2 separate regions of the Homo sapiens genome follow, and region 1 is linked to region 2. A link is an interaction called in ENCODE POLR2A ChIA-PET data of the cell type or tissue named here. Cell type or tissue: A673. All regions are shown on one strand. Each heading gives the region's core, and the rest is flanking DNA. Links, peaks and the distances in the headings are about the cores only.

The links. Peaks named below come from ENCODE experiments on the same cell type or tissue, not always from the same donor. Only the 100,000 strongest peaks of a DNase experiment are listed, where the experiment ranks them.
Region 1: POLR2A ChIA-PET joins it to region 2 with 13 read pairs; 2 of 35 experiments call an interaction of 5 or more read pairs at or near these places.

The regions. Positions count from the first base shown.
Region 1 is chr12:65,079,490-65,095,018 of GRCh38, reverse strand. All of the region lies in intron 2 of WIF1 (Wnt inhibitory factor 1), which reads left to right. Among named protein-coding and RNA genes, the nearest start is that of WIF1, 34 kb to the left of the region's middle. In A673, for the core only: no CTCF peak of the experiment used is centred there; no DNase peak of the experiment used is centred there; H3K27me3 peaks cover 2,469 bases.
Region 2 is chr12:64,874,748-64,890,276 of GRCh38, reverse strand. TBC1D30 (TBC1 domain family member 30) reads right to left here. Exons shown (of 12, transcript NM_015279.2): 12 at 9,244-15,276. The coding sequence ends at 14,489. It overlaps LINC02389 (long intergenic non-protein coding RNA 2389), which reads right to left and starts at 6,503. Exons shown (of 3, transcript NR_033988.1): 1 at 6,412-6,503. RefSeq lists enhancers at 140-781, 782-1,424. In A673, for the core only: a CTCF peak has its summit at 6,552; no DNase peak of the experiment used is centred there.

The DNA of each region.
Region 1 (15,529 bases), core at 6,332-10,331, 200 kb before region 2:
GGAGGCTGCAGTGAGTCAAAATTGCACCACTGCACTTTAGCCCGGGTGACAGAGAGAGACCTTGTCAAAATAAATAAATAAATAAATAAATAAATAAATAAATAAATAAATAAATAAGAAGAAGAGGAAGGAGGAGGAGGAGGAGAATCCATGATAACAGGTAACAAAACTCACTAAGGTGACGATGGAGTGGGGAGTGGGAGGGAAGTTAGTAATAGTTATTGGGAAAGAAGAAGCCAAGACACAAAAATAACTCCTTTGATGTGTGCCCTCTTTATTTATTGCATTTGGTTTTATATACTCATCTGTCTTTAAAGATCTCATGTTTAGTACAAAAAGATGGGACTAATCTTTCCTTGGATATCTTTTATTCTGTCATTAAGTGCTCCTTCAATTCAGACTTCTTTGTTGCCCCCTTAGATAGATCAGAAAATTCTGTTGGTTTTGTTTTTTTCATGCTTACTTCCCTTCCTCCCAAAGCGAAGGCAATCAAGCTACACTAAACACCCACATTTCTAATTTGCTAATAATGCAATTTCATTTAATGAGAAAGAGGAAACAAATATAAACCCTAGATAATGTGGTTAATGACATAATGGCTTCCCAGGCATTTGGGATCTTCACATGAGAGCATGTCTTTGCTAAATGAATATATTTTCACTTATATTTTAACAATGATTTGTCGGAAAAGTATTTTCCCCCCGATATATTTTTCAAAGTACACAAGCCATGCAATTAGGTAAAAAGTTACTGTCTTTGATTAAATTGCTTTCCGCAAATGAGTGTTTATTGGATCTGGGAGAAATATTTGTCCTTTCAGACTTTCCAAAAATCCTCCCCTTTAGGTACTACACCCATGCTTAGGGGTTTGAATAGTTCAAGGCTGACAGTAGCTGTGAAAAGTTTCATAGCCTTTTAAGAAAGTTCAGCGGCTATGTTTGGGGAAGAGATATGTGTATTATGCAGGACTGTTAGCTAATGCCGAGACTGTAACATATGGAATTCATAAAGGTCCAATTACAGAACCGTCACTGTTTGCCATGGTTTTAACTTATGTAAGTTATTGATTATACTTTCATGAGATCATAATCAAAAGGTTATTCTTTGGTAATGGTGTGTTAGAAGAGCTTTATCCTGAACTTCAAAGCCATCCTCTGAGCCTCAAGAACAAAGGCTTAGAAGTTTGAACTGGGGCCAGAATCAGTCTGTATGAGTTAACGATGTTCCAGACCATCCGGGAACCGAATCCACCTATCCACATGCGGGAACTTTCTCTCATCACATCAGATCAACAGTCATCACTAAAAGATGACAGTTGATTCAACTTTAATGTGTCTGTGTGTGTGTATGTATTTTTTTAATGAATCAGCTTGACTAACTATAGTGTCTGCTTTCATTTGTTTTATAACCATTTATTTTGACTGTAAAATACTGTCATTTGCTGTGCTTTCAGAAGAGAGTGATTACCATTAAATAGGTATACATCTAGGAACAGGAATTACAAGTACTCAAAATTTGGAGAAAACAATTTTTAGAAATTAAAAAGCTAAGGTATAACTTAATATAAGTAAAAAGTAATGAAGGAGGGCTCAGGTGTGTCCTAATATTCTGGCATGTGTTAAGCAGGCAAAAAACAAACAAAAAAAACAGACTATGAGTTTGGCTAACGTTACAAATGGCAAATCTGCTGCCGCTCTTTTACTCTTAACATCCTTACATGAATTATTGCACCAAAGAAGCAAAATGCCATCATGTGTAATCACACAGAGCGATCTTTACTCTTTCTCACAGCAGCCCCTGCAAACCTACCACTAGGCTACTTTCTCTTTAGGTCTTTGGATGGATGCTCAGGCAGATCCTGAGATTTCTGTAGTCAACCTGACATAATAAAATGTTCTCTGATTACTTTAGTGCTAAGATTATTCTCATGCCAGTAATTAAAATCTCCTCTTCTGTGTGGTAGTTAAAATTATGATCCTTATTTAAAGTTAATATTCTCCTTTCCCTTAGCTGCAGCTTGGTTGGTTGCAACATGGTTGACCCTTCTCAGTAGGGTCTAGCTCCTCCAGGAGAGGGGTCATGGACAAGAGAGATCAGAGGTAAGAGGCAGACAGGAGTTGATGTCACCTACAGAGTTTCCTCTGGCCCCAGAGGATGTTTAAAACTGATCTTGTTATTATGGGCTCTGTCTCGGGTTCCTCCTCTGGGATCTCCAGACAGCTTTCCTTGGGTTAAGGCATTGCTTCCCCATGAGCTGCATGCTCATAACCATGGTACCCATCCACTCTGATACAGCCACACTGGCCTCTTCGCTATTTTTATGAATGTGCCAGGTACACTGCCACCTGAAGGACTTGGCACTAAGCATTCCCTCTGCTCTTCCCCCAGATATCTGCATAGCTTGCTCTCTCACTTTATTCCAGTCTCTAGTAAAACATCCCAGCCCAGCAGTCTTCCGAGTCTGTCCTCTCAGAAACAGCAATCGCATACCATGCATATATATATATATACACACATATATATACACACATATATATACACACACACACATATACATGTGTATATATATACATATATATATACACATATATATATGTATGTTCTGGGATACATGTGGAGAACTTGCAGGCTTGTTACATAGGTATACACATGCCATGGTGGTTTGCTGCACCCATCAACCCGTCATCTACATTATGTTTCTCTAATGCTATCCTTCCCCTAGCCCCCCACCCCCTGACAAGCCCCGGTGTGTGATGTTCCCCTCCCTGTGTCCGTGTGTTCTTGCTGTTCAACTCCCACTTATAAGTGAGAACATGTGGTGTTTGGTTTCCTGTTCCTGTGTTAGTTTGCTGAGAATGATGGTTTCCAACTTCATCCATGTCCCTGCAAAGGACATGAACTCATTCTTTTTTATGGCTGCATAGTATTCCATGGTACATATGTTCCACATTTTATTCTCTACCATCTTTCTCCACTGAAGTCTTCCACATAGTGCCTGTCATTACTTGATATATGTTCATTTAAATATTTCTTTAAAAATTATGTGTCTCCTCCTCTTTCTCATATCAGAAGTAGGCTCCATGAGGGCCAAGAGTTTTTACTTCTTTTGCTGACTGCTGCATCCCTAGTGCCTAGAGCAGAACCTGGCACATGGAAACTACTCAGTAAATATTTACTGGGTGAATGAATAAAAGAAGGCATGAACACAGAAAGATCAGCCAGATATAATGATTTGCTCTTCTGTGTGTATCTCAATTTGGAAAAGATTTTGTTCTTAATTAATTAGAATTAATTTACTTTTAAACCTTTGATCAGAGCTATTCATTGAAATGGATTCCTGGGGTAAAAGGCAAGACCTATGAAAATCAAACTTGCTTTTGGAAATATAAACACAGTAGAATTTAATCACAATACCATTTTACCTAGTCTGTGATTTCTTTTTATTCAAACTGTAATACAGGAAATTGGTTATATAGGATACAATATTGAATTTAATTTAAACAGAAGCAGATACTCTTATTAGCTAAGTTCAGGCAAATAGTATTATTATCAGAGATTCTCAAAGATAGGGAATAAGACTTCTTCTGTTGTTTTGCCTTGTATAATACTGGGAAATACATGGAGATTTCCTTGTATAATACTGGGAATAATATATATAATGTATAATATATATTATATATGGAATATATATATATAATATATAAAATACTTGTCTTGCATAATACTAGGAAATACATGGGATTTCCTCTCTATGTCTTTCTTTTTTTCATTCCTTAAAATTTTTATTAAAGAAACTAGGTTTTTGCCCTGTAGAGTTTTCTATAGTCTGGATTTTACTGATTACATCTTTGTGGTGTAGTTTAACTTATTCCGCTATCCTTTAAATTTCCTGCAAATTAATAGTTTGATAAGACATTTTAAAGTTAAAGAAATAAGATAATTCCAATTTTGCCTATATGTGCTAACTTGAACTAGAAAAGGAAGGTTGTTTTGGACTATTTTCACAGCCCCTGCTTTCATTCTGAACCTTACTCCCTATACCCACAATGCATTACAGAGACCCTCTGTTGATCACACCCCTCCAGCTCCCATCACCCAGGAATCTCCAAGCTGCTTTTTTCTATGGGTACTGCCACTGTCAAGGGACTCCTGCTACCACACTGCACCAATAAAGGACTTTATATTGATCCTGTGTATAGTAACTAGCATTTGTTGAATGCTTACAATGTGCCAACATTTTCACCTACTTTACATGCATTATTTGATCCTCACAACAGCACTGCAAAGTAGACACTGGCTTCCTTGGGTTCCTCAAGCTTGCCAGAGTCCTCCCAGAGCTTACGCAACTGATCTTTCCTCTGCTTAAAAAGCTGCCCCTCCTTCACCTGTTTAACCTCTGCTCACTGAGCAGATCTCAGTTCTGCCATCCTTTCTCAAGCAAGCTGTTCCTGACCCCCAAGTTAAGCCAAAGCACACATTCTCAAAGAACCCCATGTACTTCTCTGAAGCCCTTTATCACAGTCTCGATTTTTTACTTACTTGATTAATGATCAGCTCCCTTCCAGCCTGCAAGCTCCATAAGGACAAATACTAGGTCTGTTTTGACTCAGCTTGGCATCTCAGGCACACACAATGCCTTATGCCTGGCACACTCCATACATATATGTTGAATGAATGTAAGGCTAAGCCTGTACCCAAGGCCAGCTAGTAAATAGTAGAGTTAGAATTCAAGCCAAGCAGGTCTCACTCTAGCCCAGACTTCACCCACATTCTCCCCAGCCTCGTGGCCATTGTTATTTGGACTGTTGGCTCTCTCCCTTCAAGAGCCAGCTCTGGACCAGCTTAGTCTCCCTTGTTGGCCCCTTTTCCCATCTCCCGCTGACTGTTGACTGGGACCCAAATGTCTACCTCTCTCAGCCAAGGCTTTGCAAGTATACTTGAACTTCTGTTTCATTGAAAGTCAGAAATTTCATACCTTAAATGGACATGGTAAAAGGTGAGTTACCTATTTTTTTAGACTATACTAACTTAAAGTTTGCATTCATTTTTTAGAAACAGTTTTTCAGCCACAAAAAATAGATTAGTCACTGCAGATTCAAATAAGAAGAGAAAAAATCCCTTCCAATGAGGAGAGTTTAATTGGGGTAGGGGCCAGGGGGAAGAGACAAGAAAATAGATTTTTACCGTAAGTACAATAGTATAAAGATGAGGAAGGGGACAGGAAAGAAGCATCTGTAGCAAGGGCAGTTTAACTGAAGAGATGACATTTCATCCAAGCTTGGAGAGGTAAGTCAAAGTCTGCTTGGTGGGCAAGTGCAGGGAGTGGATACTCCAGGCATAGAGTATGAAATAAGATTCATGACAGAGGCTGGTGGCTAAGTTAACTTGAAGCTTGATATGGCCAGATCAAAGACCTGTGAGGCAGGATGTGGGAGAAGAGGCTGGTGGGCAGAGCTAGAGAGAAAGTTGTAGCTAGCCAAAGTCTTCATTGTAATAAGAAACCATTAAGGGTGTTAAGTAGGAGCAGTGATATATTCCAGTTGGCATTTAAGAAGAAAAATTGGATGATGGTGCCGATTGAGGGAATAAATCTGGAGCGCATGAGTTACCAGGGAGGTAGGTTAGGAGCATGAGGGAGAAATGTCTGAATTTTGGTCATAATATTGGGAAGGAAAAGACAGGAATAAAGCTGAGAAATCAATGAGAATTTGTGGAGGTAGTTGGTAAGAAAGAAGTTTGGAGTCTAAGAAAAACTGCCAAGTTTATGTCTTGGGTAATAGGTATATTATGCTTTCCTAAGGAATACAAATGAACAGCCTCATTGGGAAGATAATGAGTTTGTCCATTATCTTTCCAATGTTAAGTCCAAAGGGAGAAATCTAGTTGACAGTTGTCAATATGAATCTAGAGATTAGGAGAAGGGTGAAAACTGGAGATAAAAATCTTGGAGGCTAATGAAATGTAGGTGTAATTTGAAGTCATGGAAATAGATAAGATGCCCCCAAAATGAGAGCATAAGCCAGAAGAGCAGACTAGTAGTTGTTTCCTGGGAACATCAACATTTAAGACAATGGTTCTTAACTTTTTTGAGTCATAGATTCTTTTGACAATGTGATGAAAGCTAGAATCTGCTCCCCCCCAGAAAAATATTCATATGCATATGAACATCGAAGCTATGCATTCTCTAAGGACGCATAGACCCACATTCAGAACTTTTTTTTTGAGGTGCAATTATAGAGAGAAGAGCATGTGAAGGTGACTAGAGAAAGTGATTGGAGAAGGAGAAGGAAAACTCAGAGAGAGTTGCTATGTATACATCAAAAAAGAAGAGAAGGAGAAGTTACTTGTCATTAAAAAATTTCATAGAAGACAGGAGAGATAGAGATGGGAAAGGGCTCATTGGACTTAGCAACTTGGAAATCATCAGTAACCTTTTATGAGAAATTTTAATAGTGACTAGGGCAAAAACCATACCGTAGTAAAGACTGATGGGCAAGAAAACTGAGGCCATGGTTATAGACTCTTTTAAAAGCATAATGATGGTAGAGACAGAGTTTTTAATCTTTTCATCACATTAGTATACTTACATGTGCACAGATGGCATAAATGATGGGGCCAGTCTCAGAGGATATGGAAAGGAACCAGGATTGGATATTAGACTATTTGTAGATAGATGGGGGGGATGTTGAGAGGATTCGTATATAGTAATCTCTGTTTTCTTTGTGGATATTGACATCAGTTGAGAGAAGATAGCAGGAATGGGACAGCATACCTGGGGGAAAACTATGAAACTGTTGTGTGTACAAGAAGGGAGAGACTAATGATGTTTACAAGAATTTCTTGGGGATTGGGAGGACAATTGAAGTTGGCCATATAGATTTAGTTAGTCCTCAGATTATGGCTTGTCATCATCAGTGCTCCTCAGGAAATGTTCAGTTCTGCCTTAGTTTCTCTTTTTCTTAAACAGAATGAATAATGCATGTATGAGTAACAACTTTTAAATAGCAAATGATTAGAAGAGCTTAGAAGAAAATTAAAAGAGCAAAGTATGTTATATCTTTTAGGCAATGACTTTTTCTAAAGTGTAAAATAAAATTTATCAAATACATGACTGTTCTTAAAATCTTCTTTGGTAAGACTAGTTTTGGACTTTGAAAATCTGTAACCAAGAGGTTACAGACTTTTTTTTTCCTGTTTGACTCTTAGGTAGGAATAGAACAAACTGCTCATTAGAAGATACCTTGTAATATAGTATTCTGAAATATGCAATTGCAATTACTTGAACAAAAATGTCAAATTAAGGCTCTTCTCATAACCTTTATGAAAGTATCTAATGCATTTTTTCAAAACATTAAGCTAAGGGGGAAAGTCTGTGTTTTTTTTCCTCCTTTTTTTTAAATCAAAGAATAAGTTGATACTGTCCATGTGGATTCAATGAAAAAATACTAAAGAATTTAAGAAAACTACCTAGAGCTAAACTAAGAAAAATATGACCTAATTTTAAATATTTTGGAAGTCATCACTGAATATATCTTCTGATATTTCAAGTTTAAAATTTTGACATTTACTTTTTATCAATAGAATGAAGTAAATATACAACCCTGGAGGTAACTATGCATTTTAAAGAACTGTGAAAGAAATGGAACATTAATTTTGCCTCTTTAAGTTACTTATATGTGCTACTCAAGTTTTTATGTACACTTTGTAAATATCATTCTGTCCTAAAAATTTTGATTTGCTGAACTATACCACCATGTGAAATGCATGAAGGAGAGAACAAGGGAATTAGATATTGATGAAGAACAAATGTACTGCATAAGGTGTGAGGGTAATTGCTTAGGATTTTTGTTTTGTTTTATTTTTTCCCCCGCGATGGAGTCTCACTCTGTCACCCAGGCTGAAGTGCAGTGGTGCGATCTTGGCTCACAGCAACCTCTGCCTCCCACGTTTAAGCAGTTCTCCTGCCTCAGCCTCCAGAGTAGCTGGGATTACAGGTGTGCACCACCATGCCCAGCTATTTTTTTTTTAATTATTATTTTTAGTAGAGATGGGGTTTCACTATGTTGGGCAGGCTGGTCTCAAACTCCTGACCTCATGATCCACTGCCTCAGCCTCCCAAAGTGCTGGGATTACAGGTGTGAGCCACCATGCCCAGCCAATTGCTCAGGTTTAAAAAAATTATTAGTAAAGGAATAGCTCTTAGCACAGTTCTCTTTTCCCTTCATACAGATGAATACTCAATGACTGCTTCTGAAGCTTTAAGAAAAGAAATATTCAAATGTAAGCCTTGAGATGAGATGAAAAAAAAAAAAAAAGAAAGAAACACTAGGAAAGAGATTCCTTTTCCCTTTCCAGAACTGTCTCCCTCTCCCTTCTTCTCCCAAGTACCTGCACACACACTGCTGCTTTCTGGGCACCTCCATGCTCTGGAATCATCATTTTGCCTTAGCATCTAACAGAAATGTGTCGTTGTGCTCTCAAGTTTCTCCATGCTGTTCCTTTTTCCACACCTCCTGTTTAGACTGACCCTGGTCCCCACAGTGTCAACCACACCACTTGTAATGACATTTTCTTTCCTCAGTCCCTTATCTTACCCCACCATAGTTGCCTAATGCTTCCTTCCTCCCCATGCCCAATTTTTAGGTTGGCATCGACCCAGGACTTTGCTACTGCTTGAGTTGGAGCAGGCTTACTGTGAGGAGGAGGCACTTGTCCTGGAAGCTTGAGGGGAACAGAAGTTTTCAGAAGCCCCACTGCTGCCTACACCACCCTTTCCATTATAAATTTTGGCAAACCAGTGAAAGCAGTGTGCTGAACAGGGCTAAATTTGGTTTAAAGACTATATTTATACCAATACCTTTTTTTTTTCAATTTTTAGATGAGCTGAACAAAGTGTTTTCCATTTCCCAATGCTTTGCTTTTCTACTTTTCTGTCACCCCTTCCTCAAAAAATAAAAGTAAAAAACCTTAACTGTTGGTTTTATTTAATACAAAATAGCAATATAGCCCTCTGTTGCTTCTCTATCTTTAGACATCTTGAAAGAGAGTGACTAGCCAATGATTTGTCAGATAGCCAGGTCTGTTTCTGGTTTGCATGAACAGTGGTGATTCCAAACTCTAGGAGGAAAAAATGGAAAATGTCTTAGAAATTTCAGATTCATGTGAAGCCAAACTGTGATCTTCTGCCAGTTTTAATTTACAAAACTCTCATAGTCCTGGATGTGTTTATTTGAACTTCAAGTTTTAATATCACCATTATATTCCAATAACCTCACTCCCTCAGTCCAGCCCACTGGCTGTGATCTAGTCTAGTGTGTATAAAAACAATGACTAGAACAGAAGAAGTTGGCTAATTGAGATTTTCTCTTTAGGCAATGTTTCTTCTATCGCCTGTTTAAGCCATGATCAGTAAAATAAATAGCTACGCTGCATGAGAAGGTGCTTTCCCTTTTCCTTTTGAAACAAGTTCTTCTAAGAGCTAGTTTCAAAAGCAGGCAGGGAAAAATAGTCATTGTTGATATAGGTTGAGCATTCCTAATCCAAAATCTGAAATGCTCCAAAATCTGAAACTTTTAATGGCCAACATGACACCACAAGTGGAAAATTCCACACCTGACTTCATGTGACTAATTGCAAAATTATTTAAAATATTATATACAACTACCTTCAGCCTATAAGGTATATATGAAATATGGATGAATTTTGTGTTTAGACTTGGGTCCCATCCCCAAGATATCTTATTATATATATTCAAATATTCCAAAATTTGAAAAAAAATCTAAAATCCAAAACACTTCTGGTCCCAAGCATTTTGGATAAGGGATACTCAATCTGTGTTTCACAGTTTCGCAGTGATAGCACAATTACATCCTGTAATTTATAGAAGGCAAAGTGACTGGAACCCAAGAGGGAAATATAAACCAGAAGAGCCTTGGGCAAAGTCTTGTGTCAGAACAGGACCTCATTTACATTATCTCCTTTCATTCTTTCTGGGAGCCTCATTGCCAAAGGTTTGTGCCAGAACAAGCATAAAACAGTTATAAACTACACACAGATCGGGTAGATAACAAATGTCAGTGTTTGATTGTTCTTTTTTTCAAAAGTGCTCTGTATTCTCAATTGTGGGCTGCAATGACTGACCACACAGAAGAGTAAGAGAGAAGTTTTTGGCCCATAAAAGTAACTTAGCAATTGCCAAACAGAAAAGCTGCTGCCTGTCACTAGAATCAGAGGCTAATGCCATTTTACCACAACAATGTGTTCTGGAACGCACCGGGTTTACACTTCTGGATGCCTCTCAGTAGGTCATTCATTCACTTATTCAGCAGATATTTTTCAAATGCCTTGCTGTGCACAATGCTGAGTGAGTCTCCAGTAGACCATTGGAAAAAATATGTAGTCCCATTCTTAGCCACAGGAATCCAACATTTAGATGAGAATACAAGATATAAACATATGAAAAGTTAAATAATAATACATAGTGGTAGATGTTTAAGGGCCAAGCTGGTTTAAGTCCTATTGAAGGTCAGTAGAGGTTAAATCACTGGAATATAGGCATGGCTATGGTATCACCTCGGGCCAGTGAGCTCCAGAAGATGATGCCTGTTGGGGAGTAGTGAGAGATAAAAAGATAAAGGAACCAGGCTGTGGAGACACCTAACAGGCCGAAGGCCTTATCCCATCCATAAGCAGGGACAGGAAAGGATTGTAACATGGCAAAAGTGGTGGTTTCATTTGATGTATTGGCCACTTTTAAAGAGAAGGGCAAAAAGAATATTTCAAAGAATGTTATAAAAATGCCAATATGAGGAAATAAATGCTGGATTCAGGTGGAAGTGGTGAGGATGAAAGGAAGGTACAGAATCATAAGATATAAAAGAAGAAAGGATAAGATTTTGGTGTCTTTCTGTGGGGACATGAGATAGAGGTAAGAAACAGCAATAACCCTGAGCTTCAGTATCTTTGTTAATTGAAACAATAACAAGACCATTGGCAGCTAAAAAGAAATTAAGTGTGGCTAGGCACAGTGGCTCATGCCTGTAATTCCAGCTACTTGGAGGGGTGAGATGGGAGGATGGCTTGAGCCCAGGAGGTTGAGGCTACAGTGAGCCATGATCGTGCTACTGCATCCCAGCCTGGGCAAGAGTGAGGTGCAAATAAAAGAAAAGAAAAGAAAAGAAAAGAAAAGAGAAAAGAGGAGAGGAAAGGAAAGGAAAGGAAAGGAAAGGAAAGGAAAGGGAAAGGGAAAAGGAAAAGAGGAAAGGAAAGGAAAGAAAAGAAAAGAGAAATCAAGTGGGGGAAGCTGATTTTGGAAGATAATGAACCAGGCTCCATGCACATGAGCATGGGCATGACGCAGATGGCAAGAAGAGTCTGTGCTTTGGAAGAAGGATGTGAATGGTTCATGTTGAGCATTGCTGTCTACAGGGAAATGGTTCAATCTGTGAAAATACCTGAGCTTCATGACAATATAAAAAGAGTCTTAGTGATTTTATATGATTATGAGCTGAGAGTTAATGAGGAAATGCAGGAAAATCAAGAAGTGATATGAGAATCAGAAGAGTGTCACAGAGTCCAAAGATAATGAGCTTTGAGTTTGAAGGATGAAATTTTGCAGAGGTAACAAGAAGAATTCTGAGGAAGAATGTGAGATCTGGCAATTTTTGCTCTAGATATTCAGATTATTTTAATCATTGGGCATGCTTATTCGTTTTGTTTGGGTCTTTAACATTGAACTATTTTCCTTTCTTGCTTATTTTAGATTTTTTCTGGCCCTTCACTTACAGCGTACGATCTATTTTACATCTCTTTAGTACCTCTCATACCCAGTGAATCTGCTAATCTGAATTCACAGTGAATCTGCGAATCTGAATTCACTTGTATGCTGTAACAATAATAGGCTGTTGTGAGAATTAAATAAACAGTAACTGCAGTATAATAAACATTCAACAAAAATTATTTGAAAATTTTCAAACCTTACAGCTTTTGTGTGTTTTGTATCTATAAATGCCTGAAACCTTCTTTAGAACAAAGATGATAACTTTATTGTTTTAATGTTCTTCCATGAGCACTTAGGTCAGCATCATGATATATGGGTTAAAAGAGGTTTGAAGTCCTTGGTTTTCTGAAAGATCTTTGATTCTTAACTCAGAGGCTCCTACAATTATTGTGCTTATTAGATTAAGTACACACCATAAACACAGAACTTCAAAGGTAGAAGAGAAATACTGGATTCTCTTCATTCCTCTCAATAAGGGGTTAATGCAATTCTCTGCTTCCTTTCTCTATGTCTACCCTAAAAGGAGTGCCAGAACAAAGGCCTTATGAGTTGTCCCATTTTGCTGTTTAAATGATGTCTTCATCTCATCTGGAAGGAACAATCCTAATATTCAGCCAAGTCCATTGGAAGCAAGTTAAATGACCTCCAGCACTCCTCTCTTGATAATATTTGGGTGTCTTTTATGCTTCTCCATGAAAAGAAAATTTACTGCATGGCAAACCATGCCAGTGAATTATTCTCCTGAATAGACCCATTCTTTGTTTGAATACAAAGCAACCTTTTCATGTGTTTCCCAAATAATTACTCTGTTTGCCTTTACCTGAGTTTCCTCTAGTGTCATTTAATGGAACAAAATGTACTTTTTCCTAATAGAGGTTTTAGACTCTCCAGTATACCATTTCTCTATTACTGTTCATGCTCTGAGTTCCTTTTATCTAAATAATAAATCTACAATTTGTGGAAATTGTTCCCAAACTTTAAAGCTAGTTCTCTGTTCTCTTTGGCATAGAATTTAGATTTTATTTGCTCTCAAATAAGTTTTTCCAATGGGGAGATTTGGGTCTAAGAATATTTATTATAAATAAAGTAAAAACAGAAAGTCCTGTCTAGAAGTTAGAGTATGGCGTAAATATATTGTTCATCAGCCATTTCTTGTGGCTTTTAATTTAAGCCCTTAGGTTAAATGAAGGATATATTTACTCTGTAGTTCATAATACTATATTTGTGGAAATATTTTCACAGTATTGATGGTTTTAGATTTCTTTACAATGGCAAAGTAAAACTTTGAAAGAAGTTAGTGTCAACATCAGAGATAAAAGGTTAGTCAATTTCTAAATGGTTTTCAAGTTAAAATTTTTCTTTTTTCTTTTCTTTTTTTTTTATCTTAAAACTTCCCAGTGTGAAGTTAGAATTTTTAAAGAGGCAATGAAAACCACAGACAAAATCTTTTTTAAAGAAATGTACCAAGTATCCAGGAAATTACATGTTTCAGAGATTCATGCACCATTAGTTATCATCTTCAGCAAGAAAGAAAACGATTTACTCTGGTAACTGCCTTTTGCTGATAAGATCCAAGAAAGAAACCAGTTCCTGCCTTATGAACAGTCTTATTAGAATAAGACAAATGTTTACTGATTCTCAAAGAAATAAAAGGGACACTTTTGTGTAAAGTGTGTTATTGATTAGATCAGAGTATTGGGTGTCCAGAGAAATCTATTAAGCCTAGCTGCATCATGTGAAGCAGTCGTGCCACTGCTCATTATCAACTCTCTGATGCTAAGTATAACAGATTCCATGCTTCTCAGTCTACCTTCTGTGGTCATACCTGAAGGCTCTGTGAAGTTATGTTTCTGGCCTCCGAATGGAATTTTTTCAGTTCCATATTCTTTGAACATCATCAAAACTTTTTGGAAGAGGCGTTCAGAAGCTATTTTATGCAAATTGCTGCACTTTCAAGGAGACATGGAAGAGATTTAAATAAAATTGTTGTTTAAACACAGCCACGTTAAATAGATGTTCAAGAAGAATATTTTATCTATGATCAGAGAATTATGGAAAAAGAATCATCAGCCACGGAACTGAAAGGAGGGTACATGATTAATGCTTTTTAAAAAAAATACATAAATGCACTTATTTCATGAAAAGATATAAATTCACATATAGAAAATCTGAAAAAGAGAGAAAAGAAAAAAAATCACCATCAATTCTACACAATCATTGTTTTAATCTTGGTGTCTAGTTTTTCTTATTAACTAAAAGTTTATTTTTTAAATTAAATTATATTTGTTAAAATTATTGTAGTTTTACAAATGTAATTTTTAAATATATCACACATAGAAAGGTATATTTAATTTATAATGTGACAAAGCTCAAAGATATAATTATGGGGTAGCAAATGATAACTTATATGGTATTTGACCTTTTAATTTCAAAGTTTTTTGCATTCTATCCATTCATTTCTTTTCCATCATTATATGTACTGTTAAGTCTTTAGAATGTTTTGGCACATGGTGTGCATTACACCCAAGTTTATTGTGTGATTGTTGTTACTGTACTTAGTAATAGAAATAATTCAAATGTTATTCATTATAAGGGCATCTATCACTAAATCCTTTCATAGTGCCAAATAAAATACGTTTTAGAACAGTATGTTAAATGATACATATTATCTAGTAAAATGTAGAGGGAAGTGCAGGTGGTAGAAGTCATTTAAAACACCTGGATTCATGAAAACAAATCCACTTTTAATAGTCATTGGTTTTCCTGCAGGGACAGAAATACTGTTCTCTCTTTCAAAGGAATTCATTCCAAATTGAATTACCTTTCCTGACAACACTCCTTTCATCAGACTTCTTATAAACCTCTGCCTTCCCTTAAACAGGGTAAGAATTACCTGCCTTATGACCCTTTATTCTCAGGGCCATCCTAGTGAATCAATTTTATAAATTAACTTAAACAATGTTGTTACCCACCTAGGGAACTGTTCACAGTGGTCTTTTGGAAACTTGACCACAACTCACAGGAGGGGATGCAGTGGGAATTTGGTCCATGAAGGTTATCCTTTTGGCTTAGTGAAACCAGGAAGTGTTTCTCAATTAACTTCAAGTATGGACAAGTTCCCACAGCATCTGAGACTACCCCTTGGCATTATTATCCTCATGTGAAGTCCTTAATGCCTGCTGCATGTGATACTGTGATTTAAAGCAGCAAATTGTTTGAATGTCTACCATGTATCTCTTAATATCTTTCATGTTGTAAAATAAATTTTATATTGCTTGTAGGGTCATATTCTTTTGCAACCTCCTTCTAGCCCATGTTAATGTAATTTCTTTAATTAATAGATAGAATGCAAAAATTAATATAATTAATTACATTGAATTAATGTAGTTCTGGGTGTGGAACTGAATGGATAGAATGCAAAAAGTTAATTAATTAATTTAATTCATTACATTAAATTAATGTAATTCTGGATGTCTCTACAGGTAACTGCAGAACCACTCAACTTGCCTAACTCTCATGTTAGCATTGGTGCTATTTATTGATTGTTCTTTATTTCTAAGCAAGAACATATTGTTACCATCACAACTCTCCTTCCGCTTTTTTTTTTTTTTTTTGAGACAGAGTCTCACTCTGTCACCCAGTCTGGAGTGCAGTGGCATGTTCTCAGCTCATGACAACCTCTGCCTCCCAGGTTCAAGCTGGAAGCTGATAACTGAGGGAGGAGACTTATGAAAACAATATTGATGATAA
Region 2 (15,529 bases), core at 5,363-9,362:
CATCTCCTGTTCAAATGGAGTAGAGATTCCGTCACTCTCTCCCACCTCTACCTGCTGTACTTCCCCACACCAGCTTCTCAACATTCCTGTTTCTTCAGCCTTCCTTCTTATCTCAAAGAAGAGGAAGCTCCCAAGTGTGCATTTACCATTTGGTGTTTGCCTTTCGTTCACCCAACTGTCCTTCCCTGCGGGACTTTAAACTCCGTGAGGGAAGGAATGTGACTTTACTGGTCTGTGAAGCTCCAGAATCCCATCCTGGCCTGAGAACATTGCTCTTAGTGTCAATAATATGAGGTCATGGCTCACTGGAGAATCGGGATAACACCGAGGAGAGTGGTTAGTCATGCCTTTGGGAGACCTTGAGGAACACAGGTCGTCTACCAGGAGAAGCCGTAATGTCATGTCCAACTCCAGCTCAGAGTTTTGTGAACTCAGTTGTAACTACGATTTTTCAGTTCCCAAATACCTTGTCAGTTCTCCCTTCACATGGCAAAACACAGTGTGTTAACTAAGGAAGCCAAGCAGCAAACCCATGGTGTCTCTTACTCTGACAGTCCACCCTATCCCTTGACACTATCCCAGACTTTTGACTTGAAAGCGTAGCCTAACACCTTTAAAGAACCAAGGCTAATGAAGTTTGCATATCTTTAGGGAAGTCCAAGTGCCTTTCACTGGGCCATCAAGTGCTATTGGCAAGAAAGATAAGGCAATAGGAGAGCCAATGTAAAGCAATTTGTTAAGATAATAGAAGAAATGGAAAGGCATTATGCTAATGTTCGCAAATGTATGCCCAATTAAGGCAAATCTGCCTTGGGGCGATAATGCCTGATCCCTGCATTGGACAGAAAGGAATATTTGGAAGTTTTTCTGCCAGCCTAGTCAAATTCAATTCTGTGTGAATATTAGCCCTTGTGAGTAATAACAGACCTCTTTAGCATCCACTAATTCATATTCTTTAACACACCATCATTTTTCCCTCAGATTAGAAACATACTTTTTTTTCTCTTTAGGCTAAAACATGCCATTGTTCTGACGTCCTTTCCGGCTTTATCTAAGAGTGAAAAACAATGCCAAGCGGCCCTTGCCTCTTTCATACACCATGCCCATTAGCTGTACCCCTGTTAATGGGTCTTGGCTTCCATTTCCTGCAAAACTATGACTTTTTAATAATCATGGCCCTTTTGTTCCCAAAGCAACTTAAAAGAGGAGGGACACCAGTGTGGGTCACTGTATTTTAGGATCTAGTTGCCCATGTGGTGTGCACACACCATGAGAGGCCAGCAGTTGTTCCAGTCCAACCCTGACTCTGAGAGAGAAAGATTTTCTGAGTGTCTGTAGTACAATATCCTCTCCCGTTGCCTCCCAGATCACAATCTTCCATTACATCACATTAGTGCAGTGGTTTGGGGGTTGGGGGGACAGGCTTTTAGAAGGACCGTCACCAAGTGGTTAAGAATAAGGGAGCTACAGCCACACACCCAGGTTCAATTTCATCCTCTGCCACTCTCTGGCTCTATGACCTTGAGAAAGTAACATCCTCTCCAAGCTCCAGTTTCCTCATCTATTGCAGAAGAAGGAACACTAAAGCCAGGCGTGGTGGCACGCGCCTGTAGTCCCAGCATTTTGGGAGGCCAAGGCAGGAGGATCACTTGAGCCCAGGAGTTCAAGATTACACCGAGCTATGATTGTGCCACTGCACTTCAGCCTGCGTGGAAAAGTGAGACCCTGTCTCTTAAAAATAAAAGAAGAAACACTGGTATTTACTCTGAGGGGTGGTTATGAGAATTAAAGGAGGCAATCCATGTAAGGCTCTTAGCACAGTGCCTGTCAAACAGGAAGCACTCAATAAATATTAATTGTTATTTTGTGTTTATCTTCCTTCACTATCCCATAGACTCATAATTCTCAAAATTTATGGTCTCTAAACCTCTTTAGACAAGATTTAAACTTAACATAAGCTCTCAAAAATTATGAGGACCCTAAAGAGCTTATACATGATATCTTTTATTTAGTGTATTATAAGTAAAGTCAAAATATTTTAATTCTTTTAAAAATACAATAAATCCATTATCATAAATAAGATTCTATGAAAAATAACCACATTTTCCAAAACAAAAATATTTGGTGAAAGAGCAGTATTGCTTTACATTTTTGCAAATCTCTTTCCTATGTGGTTTAATAGAAGACAGCTGGGTTCTCCTATCTGCTCCTGCATTCAAGCTGTTGTGATATCACACATTATGCAGCCTCTGAAAACCTCCTTGTATACTTGTGAGAAAATGGGAGTGAAAAAGGCAAATCACGCCCTGATGTTGCTATGAAAATAGTATGACCTCTCGGACTTTATGAAAGAACCCTGGAGCAGTGTCCAGATTTTCTGATGTCAATATCAGCACCGCAGAGTCTCAAGTTCCAAGTCAGTTCATTGTTGGAGTTGGGAGAATTTTCCCAGACTATAAGGCCAACAGAATTGGATGTGAAAACAACTGCTGGTGCAACTGTGACTAGGCCCTAATTAAATGAGGCAGGAAAACCCTTAATCCCAACCTCACCATATACCCTCCGGTTCAGAAACTCAGGCCTGAGCCATGCAGAAGCCAGACCCCTGTTGTTCTGCCATTTGGATGAAGCTTGTTTGTGAATAAAATACTGGAATCCATCCATTTCTCCGGATTGAACATTAGCAACTGTTTTTTTTAATTGCTTTTCTTGTTTTTGTTTTTTTAATTTGTTTTAGAAGACAGTCAATTCAAAAAAAATTTTCTTGATGTAATTCCTTTTTCAAAAATTATCTTTTTAAATTCTGGAAATCCAATGTTTATGACTTAAGCCTTGTTATTTTTATACTATTAAAGGTTTGGGGTTTAAGGCTTTGTTTTGTGTTTTTGGCAAGCCTTTAAACAAATATTGTTGTTGAATAAGAACCTCTTCAAATGTTTTACTCATTCTTTATTGACCTTTCAAGATACACACAGTAGTGACATCACAGCCACCATGTCTAGCAGTGACACTCCAAACCATTTACCAGGCAAACTTAAGGAGTGGTTCATTCTCTGCACCTGGTGGGGATGGACAGTCCCTCCTGGAGGGGATCCATTGGTTACCTCTAAGATAATTTCAAAAGAAGGTGGAACTGGGACTCTCTGGGGCTGACTACTTTCTCAGGGAGAGGCATCAGGTGCAAAGCTATTTTTATCTCTTCAAAGCTCTACAACACAGGCTAGTCTTCCCCTCCCCCAACTATTTCTAGAAATTTGAAATGTTATTGTATCAGTCAAGACTAAATTGCTGGCACCAAACCCAAATTGAAGAGAAGACTTTTGGAGGGTAAGGGGTGGAGTATCCTCATTTATTGGAAACACTTTGCAATCATTCCACTCAATTTAGGAGGGCTGTGAAAATATAAGCATAAATAAAAATAATATATAAAACAACATAAACAATACAAATAACATCATGTATGGATTTTTGGCTGTGAAAATTATAACAGCAACTTATTACTATGAACAGCATGCTAAGTAAAAATGGTCCTATTCTTAGCTGAAGCACATTCTAATCTCTAGGTCTGTCTCTATCTCTGTCTTTCTAAATTATCTATACTATTTCTATACCTATACCTATATCTCTCTACATATGTAGCTCAGAAACTTTGTACTTGCTGTTTCCTCTTTCTGGAACATTCTTTCCCCCAAATACATGGATGAGGCCTTCTGACACTATAGCAGTCCCTAACAGCAGCTGTGGGCTCTCCTGTGATTCTCATATCAGTGAGCCTCCTACACCAATGATATACTCCATGCACATGGTGGGGGTTAGGGGATTGGGAACATATGGCAACTTGCCAATGTCAGAATGTTATTTTAAGTCACTTAATTACACCGAGCTACAGATTTTCATCAGTGAAAAAAAAGAGTGGTCCAGACTGGTAGTTTCCAAACTCTGTTCCCCAGAACCCCAAGATCTCCCCCAAAGCAACTTCAGGGGTAATGCTGGCAACCAGAGAGGAAACCAGTGTGCAGAGCTCTGGCCTCTCTGCCCCCACCTGAATGAGGGTAGTGGTTCAGTTGTACTCCAAAAGTCCAGATATTCACCCTAAAACATACAGGGATTTAGTATGTGATTATAAAGGTGGCATTTTTAATCAATAGGGGAAAGATTAATAAATGGTGCCGGCACCACTAGGTAACTATTTGGAAAAAATAAATGTTAAGATGGAACCTTAGTTCCCAACTTACACAAAAGTAAATTCCAAATGAGTCAGATTTAAACATAAAAAATGAAACCATAAAACTAGTAGAAGGAAAAAATTAAAGAACTTTAACCACAAAGAAGTAGAGAGAGCCTTTCCAAACATCACACAAAACCCAGAAGCTATAATAGAAAAGATTAATAGATATGACCAAATAAAAATGACCTTAAATCTATATACATGTCAGTAAATCAGCATGAACAAAGTCAAAAGATAATTGACAAAATGAGAAAAATATTGTGACACAGATTACAGACAAGGATGTTTTTCTTAACGCATAAAAAACTCACAAATCAGTAAGAAAAAGGCTGGGTGTGGTGGCTCATGCCTCTAATCCCAGCACTCTGGGAGGCCGAGGCAGGCTGATCACGAGGTCAGGAGATCAAGACCATCCTGGCTAACATGGTGAAACCCCCATCTCTACTAAAAAAAAAATACAAAAATTAGCCAGGCGTGGTGGCGGGCACCTGTAGTCCCAGCTACACGGGAGGCTGAGGCAGGAGAATGGCATGAACCCGGGAGGCGGAGCTTGCAGTGAGCCGAGATCGCACCACTGCACTCCAGCCTGGGCAACAGAGTGAGACTCCATCTCAAAAAAAAAAAAAAAAAAACCAGTAAGAAAAAAAACAGCAAGAATGAGCAAAGCCTATGAACAAAGGACATATAAATAACTTTTAAATATATGTCAACCTTATGCATATTTTTCAAACATACATTAAGTACTCACCCAATCAGAAAAGATCAAAAAATTTGATAAGATTCTCAGTAATGTGGGGGTAGGAGGAATTGGGCACTTCCTTACATTGCTGATGGAAGCAGAAACTTATGGAACATCTGTGGAGAGCAATTTGGCAACATGTATCAAAATTTTAAATGTGCATTGTTGACAAGTAATTCCATGTCTTAGAATTTATTCTTTAGCTAACTTCCTTATTAGCAATATTACATCATATGTACAAGGATATGCATATTCCATAGATATGAAATTGGAAGCAAACAAATAATCTAATAATAGATTAGAGAATAAATGTATTGTGCACAGACCTGAAATGGAAATCTATGCAGCAGTAAAAAAGAACGAGGTGGCTCTACTTGCACTGTTCTGGAACAATCTCCATGGTACATAGTGAAAAAGGAAAGTTCAGAAGGTTATTGTGTTACTGCTTACGAAAGTGTGTGTGTGAGAATGTGCTTGAATATGCATAAAACATCTCTGAAAGGATACAAAAGAAAGGAGTAACATCGGTTTCCTGTGGGTAGAAGCTTTGAGTGGATAGGGGACAAGGGGTGGAGGGAGACCTAGTTTTCCTATGTGCTTTTTCGTACATGTTAAATTTTCACCTTGTGCAAATATTATCTACTTAAAGTACAAGTCTAAACAATAATTTTATAATGTTCTGCTCCTTAAAAACCTTTGAAAATCATTGAGCTACATGATGCCTAGGATTGCCATTAGTAATGTTTATTATTGTGATATAACCACTTTTTATTAAATAATATCATGATTCTGTAATTTGTTTCACACTTGACAAATGTACTAGAAATTCTGCTCCATAGCTATACATGCAACAAAAATCTTTACACTTTTCACCATCTGTTAAATTCTGTTGCATAGACATTTGTGGAGTTCATCACATACGTTATATGTAGCTCAACCTTCCCCAGACCTTAGCAACTTCTTGGTCCAGATAGGGTCCCTGCAGCAACAATGACTCAACACCGTTCTCACAGACATATTTTGAAACAGGGCCTATAAAGTCCTCCCATCCCCTTAACTGGGCAAGGTTTTCTTTTTATATGTATATATATATATTTTTTTTTATTATACTTTAAGTTCTAGGGTACATGTGCACAACGTGCAGGTTTGTTACATATGTATACATGTGCCATGTTGGTGTGCTGCACCCATTAACTCGTCATTTATATTAGGTATATCTCCTAATGCTATCCGGTTTTCTTGAAATCTTCAGGGGGTGCCTCTCATGTGTTCCCAAACAAGTATGCTCCCAGCAGGCACTCCCACGGCTCTGCTGAACACTGCAGGTCCCGTGAGACCCACTTTCTCACCCAGCCCTGCTGCTTCCCCGCAGACGCCATTAGAGATGCCCTAGAGCCCCCCCCCCCCCCCGCCCCCGACCCCCCGTGAGAAAGCTGCCGCTCACCTGGGGGAGATGGAGCGAATGCCACGCTCTGTTTCCATTGCGTTCTGTCAGACAAATCCCACAAATATGCTGCTTGGGCTCCCAGATTTTATGGAACTTGGTGACACAGCTCTTCTTGTTTTGCTCACAGTCACTCTGCCCTCAACAGGACTCCTCCGGGAATGCAGATGGAACCGGAATGGTAGACAAAACTGGGGAAAGACAATCACCTCTCCTTCTGTGATGAGAATATAAGACCAAAGAAGACTCAAAGGGCTTGAGGAAAGAACCATCTTCAGAAAACAAGAACCATGTTCCTTGACTCTGTCACCTCTCTACACCACCTATTATTATCATGGGAAGACGGAGCCAAAACTGAGAGAGCAGTTTAGGAGAGGTTTGAGTCACTGGAAAGTAAAAAATAATCCTGACTACTGTTCACTGATACAGCCACCATTTTGCCCTTATAATCTGTAATCTTCACAACACCTCTGTTTCAGTTAAGAGTTTTTCAACATGAGTGGTAGAAAATCTGACCAAACTGGCTAAACCCCAAAATTGGAATGTTAGCTGATATAGTAAATAAGCTGAGACAAATTGGCTTTGGGCGTGGCCTGATCCAGAGCTCACAGGCCCTGAAAGCAGCCTGCTTTCTCTCTGTTTCTCAGCTCTGCTTGCTGAGTGTTAACTCTTCTCCAACAAGCTCTCCCCTCATGGTTACAAGAGAGCTGCCAGCAACAACTCCTGGGCTTTTTCCTTCCAGGTTAAATTCTGTTGCATATTCATTTATGGAGTTAATCACATAAGCTATATGTAACCCAATTTTCCCCAAACTTTAGCAACTTAGGACCAAATCCAGTAGAAATGAGTGAGTCTGCTTACGTGAGAGTTCAAAACAAGAGCCTAGGAATTGAGCTTCTTTTCCTGTGGCTCATCCATGGGTCAGACACCATGGTGAGGAGGAGGAAGAGTGCTGAGTGTCTGAGCTCAGGCCCTGTGCTCCCTCCAGGGCCATCACTGTCACCGGAAGTACATGGGCAGAGGTGGAGGAGGGCTGGCTCCCCAAGCAAAATTAAGGCAATGTTGCCAAAGCATAGTAAATTCTGGGCAGCAAAGACGGCAATTGTCCACAACAAACCCTATGAGATTGAAATTATTCTCATTGTACAGATGTGGAAATTGAAGGTCTCAGATGTTAAGTAACTTGCCCCAAATCATATAGTGGCATAGATTGGATTTTACCTCATTAATGTGTGCGATGAGACCAAAAGGATAGGTAGGTATCTGCCAGGCAGACTGAAGCAAGGAGGGTGCTCGAAGCAAGGATTTATGAATACACAGCAGTATGAGGGCATTAGCGGAGTGGGGGGCCTTCAGGGAACTTGGAGTTATGGGCAAAGTTATAAGACAGTGTAGCAAAGGAAAAGCTCAGGCTCTGGTGTCAGATAGATCCAGATGTTATTTGCCAGCTAAATAGGTTGCAGTGAGCAGGTTGCAGTGAGCTGAGATTGCGCTACTGCACTCCAGCCTGGGCGACAGAGCAAGACCCTGTCTCAAAAACAAAAAAAAATTACTAAGGGAGGTTTGTTTGTTTTTTTGCTTTGTTTCACATTTTAATATAGATTTCTGGACTCTCCAGGGATAGAGAGATTCCTAGGTTGAGGTATCAGGAAGTTTCCTCCCAGAAAACTGTTGATCACATAGGGGAATTCATCCACCTCCTTCCAACTGGCCAAGGATGTAACTGCTCACTTCACCTTCATCATCTGTAATACAGTGCCAGTAAGCTTCACAGAGCTCTTGGGAGGAATAAGTGAGATAGCACAAAGGAGCTAGTATAGTGCTGAGCTCAAGGAGCTCCACCAATGGTTGATATTATGGTGCTGGTGAGGATAGGTTGCACGAGGTAATGAATGGGGAAGCTGTGGGAAAATAAGACGGAAAATTAACCATGGGTCAAATCATGCTAAGATAAGGATTTTAGCTTTTACCCTCCAGAAATTGAAGAAAGATTTTGACCAGAGGGATGGCCCAATTAGTTTTTCATTTTAGAAAGATCATTCTGGCAGCAGTGTATAGCCAAGCAGCAGAGAGGTGGGGTGGGCAGGGGGAGGGTCCAAAATGGATGGCAGTGAGACCAGTTAGGAGACCATTACAATACAGTCATGTGCCACACCACGTTTCAGTCAACGATGGACCTCATGTGCTATGGTGGTCCTGTGTGATTGTAATACTGTATTTTTACTGTACCTTTTCTAATATGTTTAGATACACAATTACCATTGTGTTACAACTGACTGCAGTGTTCGGCACAGTAACTTGCTATACAGGTTTGTAGCCTAGGAGCAATAGGCTACACCATATAGCCCAGGTGTGTAGTAGGCTATACCATCTAGGTTTGTGTGAGCACACTCCGTGATATTCGCACAATGTTGAAATTACCTAACAATTTCCCCATCGTTACCCCCGTCATCAGGTGATATATGGCTATAGTTAACTTGTTCAGTGGTTGCTAAACTTAGTTCAACGTTCAAATTACTAAGGAAGGCCAGGCACAGTGGCTCACATCTGTAATCCTAGCACTTTGGGAGGCCAAGGTGGGCGGATTGCTTGAGGCCAGGAGTTCAAGACCAGCCTGGTGGACATGATGAAACCCCATCTCTACTAAAAATAGAAAAATTAGCCGGGAATAGTGGTGCACACTTGGTAGTCCCAGCTACTTGGGAGACTGAGGCAGGAGAATCACTTGAACATGGGAGGCGGAGGCTGCAGTGAGCCAAGATTGTGCCACTGCACCCCAGCCTCGACAACAGAGTGAGACCCTGTCTCAAAAAGAAAACAATTACTAAGGAGGTTTTTTTTTATTTTTTGCTTTGTTTCATGTTTTAATATAGATTCCTGGACTCTCCAGGGATAGGGAGATTCCTAGGCTGAGGTATCAGGAAGTTTCTTCCCAGAAAACTGTTGGTCCCATAGGAGAATTGATCCACCTCCTTCCCAGTGATCAGCATTGCCTAAAGGAAAACTAGAATTGTTATAGCAAGGATGTAAACACTAAGAAACAAGTGAACTTTCTGGTTTTTTAATGTTAAAACAACAACAACTCTTGAAGCCCCTGGGGCACAGGTTGGTGTAGCTAGATAAAGATTGCCTGGGATGGAAGGGATGGAGAGAATGGAATCAAGTGACACTTTGCAGGTCATTTGGTCTCACCAGAGCAAACGACCAGGAAGGAAGCAACCTTCAACGTGATGGTATTTGAAGGCGGGGCCATTGGGAGGTAATTAGGTTTAGATGACACCAGGAGGATGGGACCCTCATGATGAGGTTAGTGCCCTTATCAGAAGAGGAAGAGACCAAAACATACTCCCTTTCTCCATTGTGTGAGGACACAGTGAGAAGGTAGCCATCTGCAAACCAGGAAGAGGGCCCTTCCTCACCAGATACCAAATTTGCAGACACGTTGATCTTTGACTTCTCAGCCTCCAGAACTGTGAGAAAGAAATGTCTGTGTTTAAGCCACCTCAGTCTATGGTACTTTGTTACAGCAGCCTGAACTGAGTCAGACATTCAGCATTGGGAGATGGCCAGCAGGGAACGGCATGAAAGCTGACCCAATACCTACAGTACCAGTCCCCATTCAGGTGAGCACTGGCTGCCTTTGTGGAAGAACCACTCCAACAGTTCTGCCTTCAGCCACTGTCCAGCAAAGGCCTCCCATCCATCACTGTATCCTGGTGGCTCTATGACTGTAGACTTGCTGACTTTACTCTGAGCTGCCTGATGTGGATAACAGATAACTCCCACTTCAATGGTCCAAATACTCACCGGCCTTCACATTTCCATCCTGGGGATGAATCATAATTCATCCAAACATCTCCCCTATTCCCAGATGTTTATATTGTTTTCAGGTTTCCATTAGTACATTTAATACTTCAATGAACATTTGCACATAAAGCTTTTACTGCATAACTTCCAACTCTAAAATATCTGGTATTCTTTGACAAAACCTAGTAATGGCTATTTCTTTGAGTTCAGGATACCAAGTCTCAAGTACTATTCCCTTCTCAAAAGATACAATTAAAGTTCTTTTTATGAAATTCAATACCTGTTGATGAAGAAAACTCTTAGCAAGCAAAGAATAAAAGGGAATTTTCTTAACCTAATAATAGGCACCTACCAGAAACCTCAACATCTTACTTAATGCTTCTTTTAAAAGTCAGGAATGAGGTATGGGTGTTATGAGTGTTCATTATCACTGCTTCTAAAACACTTCTGTTGGCACTTCCACACTAGAAGTCATAGAAAGGAAAAAAAAGGAAAGAGACTGCTGCCTCTTCCAGGATGTAGAGAAGCAGGCATTCTCATTCACTACTTGTATAACTCCAACCTTTAAGAATGGCAATTTGGAGATATATGTATCTTAAAAATGGACATATTTCCTGACCCTTCAACTCCACTTCTATACGCATATCCTAAGAAAATAATTCGGGCTATGTACATACATGTAACAGGATACTGTCTCTACTACTATCTAATCAGAAACCTCCTATTTGACAAGGTACTGGTTATGTGAATTCTGGCATGAACACATTAGGGAATATTAGTCACTAAAAATCATATTGTATAAGAGCATTTACCAGAAAGACAGCTTAAACTACCATGTTCAACATAACTTTTTTGTAGATAATGGCGTGTACACACATACACAAACGTACTGGAAAGATCTATATCTATATCAGAGTATTGATGATTCTTTATGCTCTTTTTGTTTTCCCAATTTTCTAAAACCTGTGACTTTTCTAATTAGGAAAAATAATATATTTTAAATGCTGCAGACAGCAAAGAAAGTGGCTCAGAAACGATGTAAAGAGAGTTTTTATATGGGGAGATGGCAGCAACTATACATCTATTCATACAGAATCCTTAATGCCATGCAGCTAAACTATATTTATTGTTCATTTTATTAAGACAAAAATAAATAGTAGATCTAAAGGTTAATTTTAGGTAAACTCTCTAGGTAAACTCTGTGCTTACTCATATTCAGGAACCAGCGAGTCTGCAAATGCTGGGCAGGTCACAGGCCACCCTGCAACCCAGCGATTAGACTGGGGGAGATAGAGCTTATTGGGCTGTTTCCCTGGTTCATGTGACCAAGGGGGGTCTGGGGTTGGGGGTGAAGGAAGAAGGAAGAAGGGAGAAGGGACTGTCACAACAGTGTTCCATGCTTGCACTCAGAAAATGGCAGAACAGTTACAACAATGAGAATCTTTATGCATATAGCTTTGTGATCAATACAATCCTTCAGAACAACAAGAGACAAACAAAGGAATACAATGTCCCAAACAGCTGCAGTCCACAGGCTGACATTGCTAACTAGATTTAGATCATCTGGAGGCTTTTGTAAGAGGAACTGAGGTGCAGAGGCATCAGAATGAGTTGATTCCCGGCAAAAGGGCTAAGAGGCTACAGACATATCTAAAAATCAAGAAACCACTACTTGTTAAGTACTTCTGGTGTTTGCATACAGTGTCCAATACATAGGGAAGATAGCAAGTCCATACTGGTCTTTGTACATGCTGTGTGGTAGAGGCTACTGCAGGTTTCTTTATTTTCTAAAGTAGGCAAGGCTCATAAATTGACCAATTCACATTGTGATTACTTGGTACAATGCATGCATGTTATTGGTACACAGAGTGCTTTAATAGGAATCTGTTGGATTTTCAAAATTCTGACAAGGCCATTTTTACCTCAGAGGACTATTATCCTTTCACTTATTCATTCATTCAACAGATACGTATCCCAAACTGTGTGTTACCTCATCCATCCCCTTCTCAGGAAGACCAACCCTGGAAATAGGTGAGAGGAGAGTGTTCACAGGGCACAGCATGTGTTGTTGATACTAAGTTTGTGGACAGCAATGGTACAATCCCAAGGACTTGTATAAGTGGCCTCTACCTCATTAACCATTTCCTTGAACCCAGACCATCAGGGAGCTAGTGAGCTGATTCAAGAGAGGAAAGAACAATTCTCCATTCAAGTCAGACATCCCTCAAGGGGAACATGACTATTCTGACTCATTTGAGAAGGGGCAAAGAAAAGGATATGAGGTGGAAACACTATTATCTGTAAAGTTTAGCTGATGGAAGAAAATGGTGTCATTTGCTTAACTTTGGAAAATGCAGTGGGTCTCTGGGCCCTGAGGGTGGTATGCAAAATAAGCCCATCTCTCCACCTACAGCCTTCCCAAAAAACAGGCTGTAGGCGTGGCTGCTTTTTAAGAAGCTGGATGCTAACTTCAGATGGCACAGAATTCAAGACCAAAACTGCAATAACTTATTAGTCATATTTTCCATCTTCAGTTCCTTTGGGGGTAAAAATACCACGAAGAAGATAAAATGGCTTTTCTCACGGTATAGGTCATTGTTGTGTTTTCTGTTCAAAAAAAGCCCACACAACCACATTCTCTATTATAAAAAGTAGTACCTCTCATAGTAAAAGCCTGCTCTACAGTTACAGTTTTCGTTTCAGAATTAACAATCCATTAGCTCAAATTAATATTGGCTGCATCAACAATATTCCTGCAAGTATCGCCAATCGTCTTCCAGAGACAAACATGAAGGCTGAGTCTATTCCTCTAATGATGGCGAGGAGAAGGGGATTGAGGAGTGAGCCTTCTGTTCAGCCAAATAACAGGTGCATGAAGCATTTTTAAAATAAACTCCCTGTTCAGGATAAGGAAGTCAGAGCTGGTTTTGTAAAATGCCATCAAGGGACTCTGTACCATCTGGAGACAGGTCCTTTGAGTCAGGAGGGATTTTAGTGAATGGCTTCCCAGTCTTGGTTTTTACACGCTATGTAGCCAATACATCTGTGTACAAAGAGCATTAAACCCACCTATTGCACTGAAGGAAATGTGGCTAAGTCACTTGGAATACCGAGAGTACTGACCTTGAGTAACTGAAGTGCTACTTCACCTCTGTGTGGCTCAGAGTTCCCATCTGCATAGTGGAGACAAGAGGTGCTATCCCTGACCCGCTGGGTGAGAGAGAGCTAGAAAGGGCAGGAGTGAGAGGGAGCTAGAAAGCACTGGGGCCTTCTCCAGAGAAAGGCAGTGTTCAATTAACAAAGTACTCAACAAAGGACTCCAATCAAAAAGCACAAAATTCAAGTAACAGAGTCACAGGTGCTGTGTTCTGGCTTCTGAGCAGAGGCCTTGTGCGTCTGCAGTCTAGAGCTGGTGGGTGAGTGAGCTGTGTGGTGGGGGATGCAGGCCAGGCTCCGCATGGAGCCCATCAAGTCATCCGTACCACTGAGGATCAAAGCTCTCCTTGAGAGGCGAACACAAACCTCAGGAAAAGCTCAGTGGCGCGAGCAAGCTGTCCGGAGCAACTGCGTAAAGCATATGCCAAGTGTGTCCTGTGCATAAGATCTTCAGCTGGGTTATCGATTGAAATTTCAACAGATGAAAGGTTTTCTTCATTTTGCAGGTAGAAATAGACAGTTAAAGAAAGGCTATCTAGATTTTTCTCCTATGATTTAGCATAAGAATAAAAAAAAAATTTGAAACTGGTACTGTGGGAAATCTCACACGACACAATCCCCTCCGTAAAGCATGAAAAGGAAAATCAGGAAGTTTTTTGTAACGAAGAAACTTACTTTCTTTTTACAGTTTCTGTCCTAGCAAGCTGGTATGTGCATGCTTGAGTATTAGTAACACCCAGAGAACTGGAAGGTTTGGGGGTGCTGTCACAGGGACTCTGAAGGCCCCCAGAACAGAAGGATGGACGAGAGTTAACAATCTAGATATAGTCTTTTTTAAACAGCTCACAATGAAAAATTGGGAAAACTTCACACTATAAAACCACAATATTTATTTTGCCACAAGAATCCACTTCGTCAGTTAGCAAGTAGCTGGGAAAACAGCCCTGTTCTAACTCCTATTATAAAACTTCCAGTTCCCATTTTTTATGGGCTGTTGCTCATCCCTGAACCTATTCATTTTCACTGGACAAATAAAACTCTTTTAGAGCCATTCAGCTGCAACCCTTATACTACTGTGAAAAGGTGAGTCCAGATACAAAGTTTCGGGGAGACATCATCGTTTTTTAGTGCCACTGTTTCCACCGCCGGGTTTGCTGAAGCTCCTACTCATTTGAGGAAAGTGCACAGTTGGGGTTCTTTCTGTAGGGCCATATAATCCCAAGTTCCTGGCAGTAGCAGATTTCCGCAGGGGCTTGACGCTGGGAAAAGGGCTAAAGATGGGGGTTTTTGAGTTGCTGCCTTGGGGAGCTTTGCTGGTGGCTTTGTTTTCTTCGGGTGCACTCGGCGGCTCTGGGCAGTGCCGCTGGCAGGGTGGGTGCACCCTGAGCTCAGTTTCAGCTGCAGCATCCCTCTGGTTCAGTTCCAGGGCTCCCAACTTCGCCTGAACTGCAGACACATCCACATCAGCATCTCCGAACACCGGCTCCGGAGACTGCCCCTCGATCGTCCTCCTGGTACTGCCTTCAGGGCTGCTGCCTTCTCTCCCAGCTGTCGCTGTACAACCAGAGGGGAATGCCTCTGCTGCCCCCAGCCCATTGGTCTTGCTGGCCTCGTTCTGCTCATCTATCAGCCCTACGGTGTCCCCACAGCCCGGATGACTCTTGGTCCTTGGCATGTTCTTTTTGTGGACTCGGATGTGAGTTCGCCACGGGGAGTTGAGCTTCGTCTTAAGGTCTTCGTAGGGGACAGGAGATATTTTCCCTCCTGTGTGACCAGGGATGTGGATGACAGCATTCTTGGCAGCTCTGTTAGTCATTTTCATCTTCTTTCCTAAAAGAAGGTGGTTTATAACTGGAGAACTGTTTACCTGAGACGGGAGAATGCTGGTCACTGGCCCTTTGTCTGAAAGAAATGTTGAAAGGTAGTATGAAGTGTACCACAAAGAAACACATCCATCTTGGAACAGAAATCACTTAGAGGTCCTCCCAGCCCCGTCTACCACATCCCTTCCCATGTGTTCCCCAGGGAGGGGCAGAGTCATGTGACTGAAGACAGCAGAAACTGAATTCAACCGAAGAGCCTGGAATACCAATGCGCTCTTCTTTAAAGAGGAAGGGACCACAGGGTGATGATACAAAAAGGAACATCTGACCCC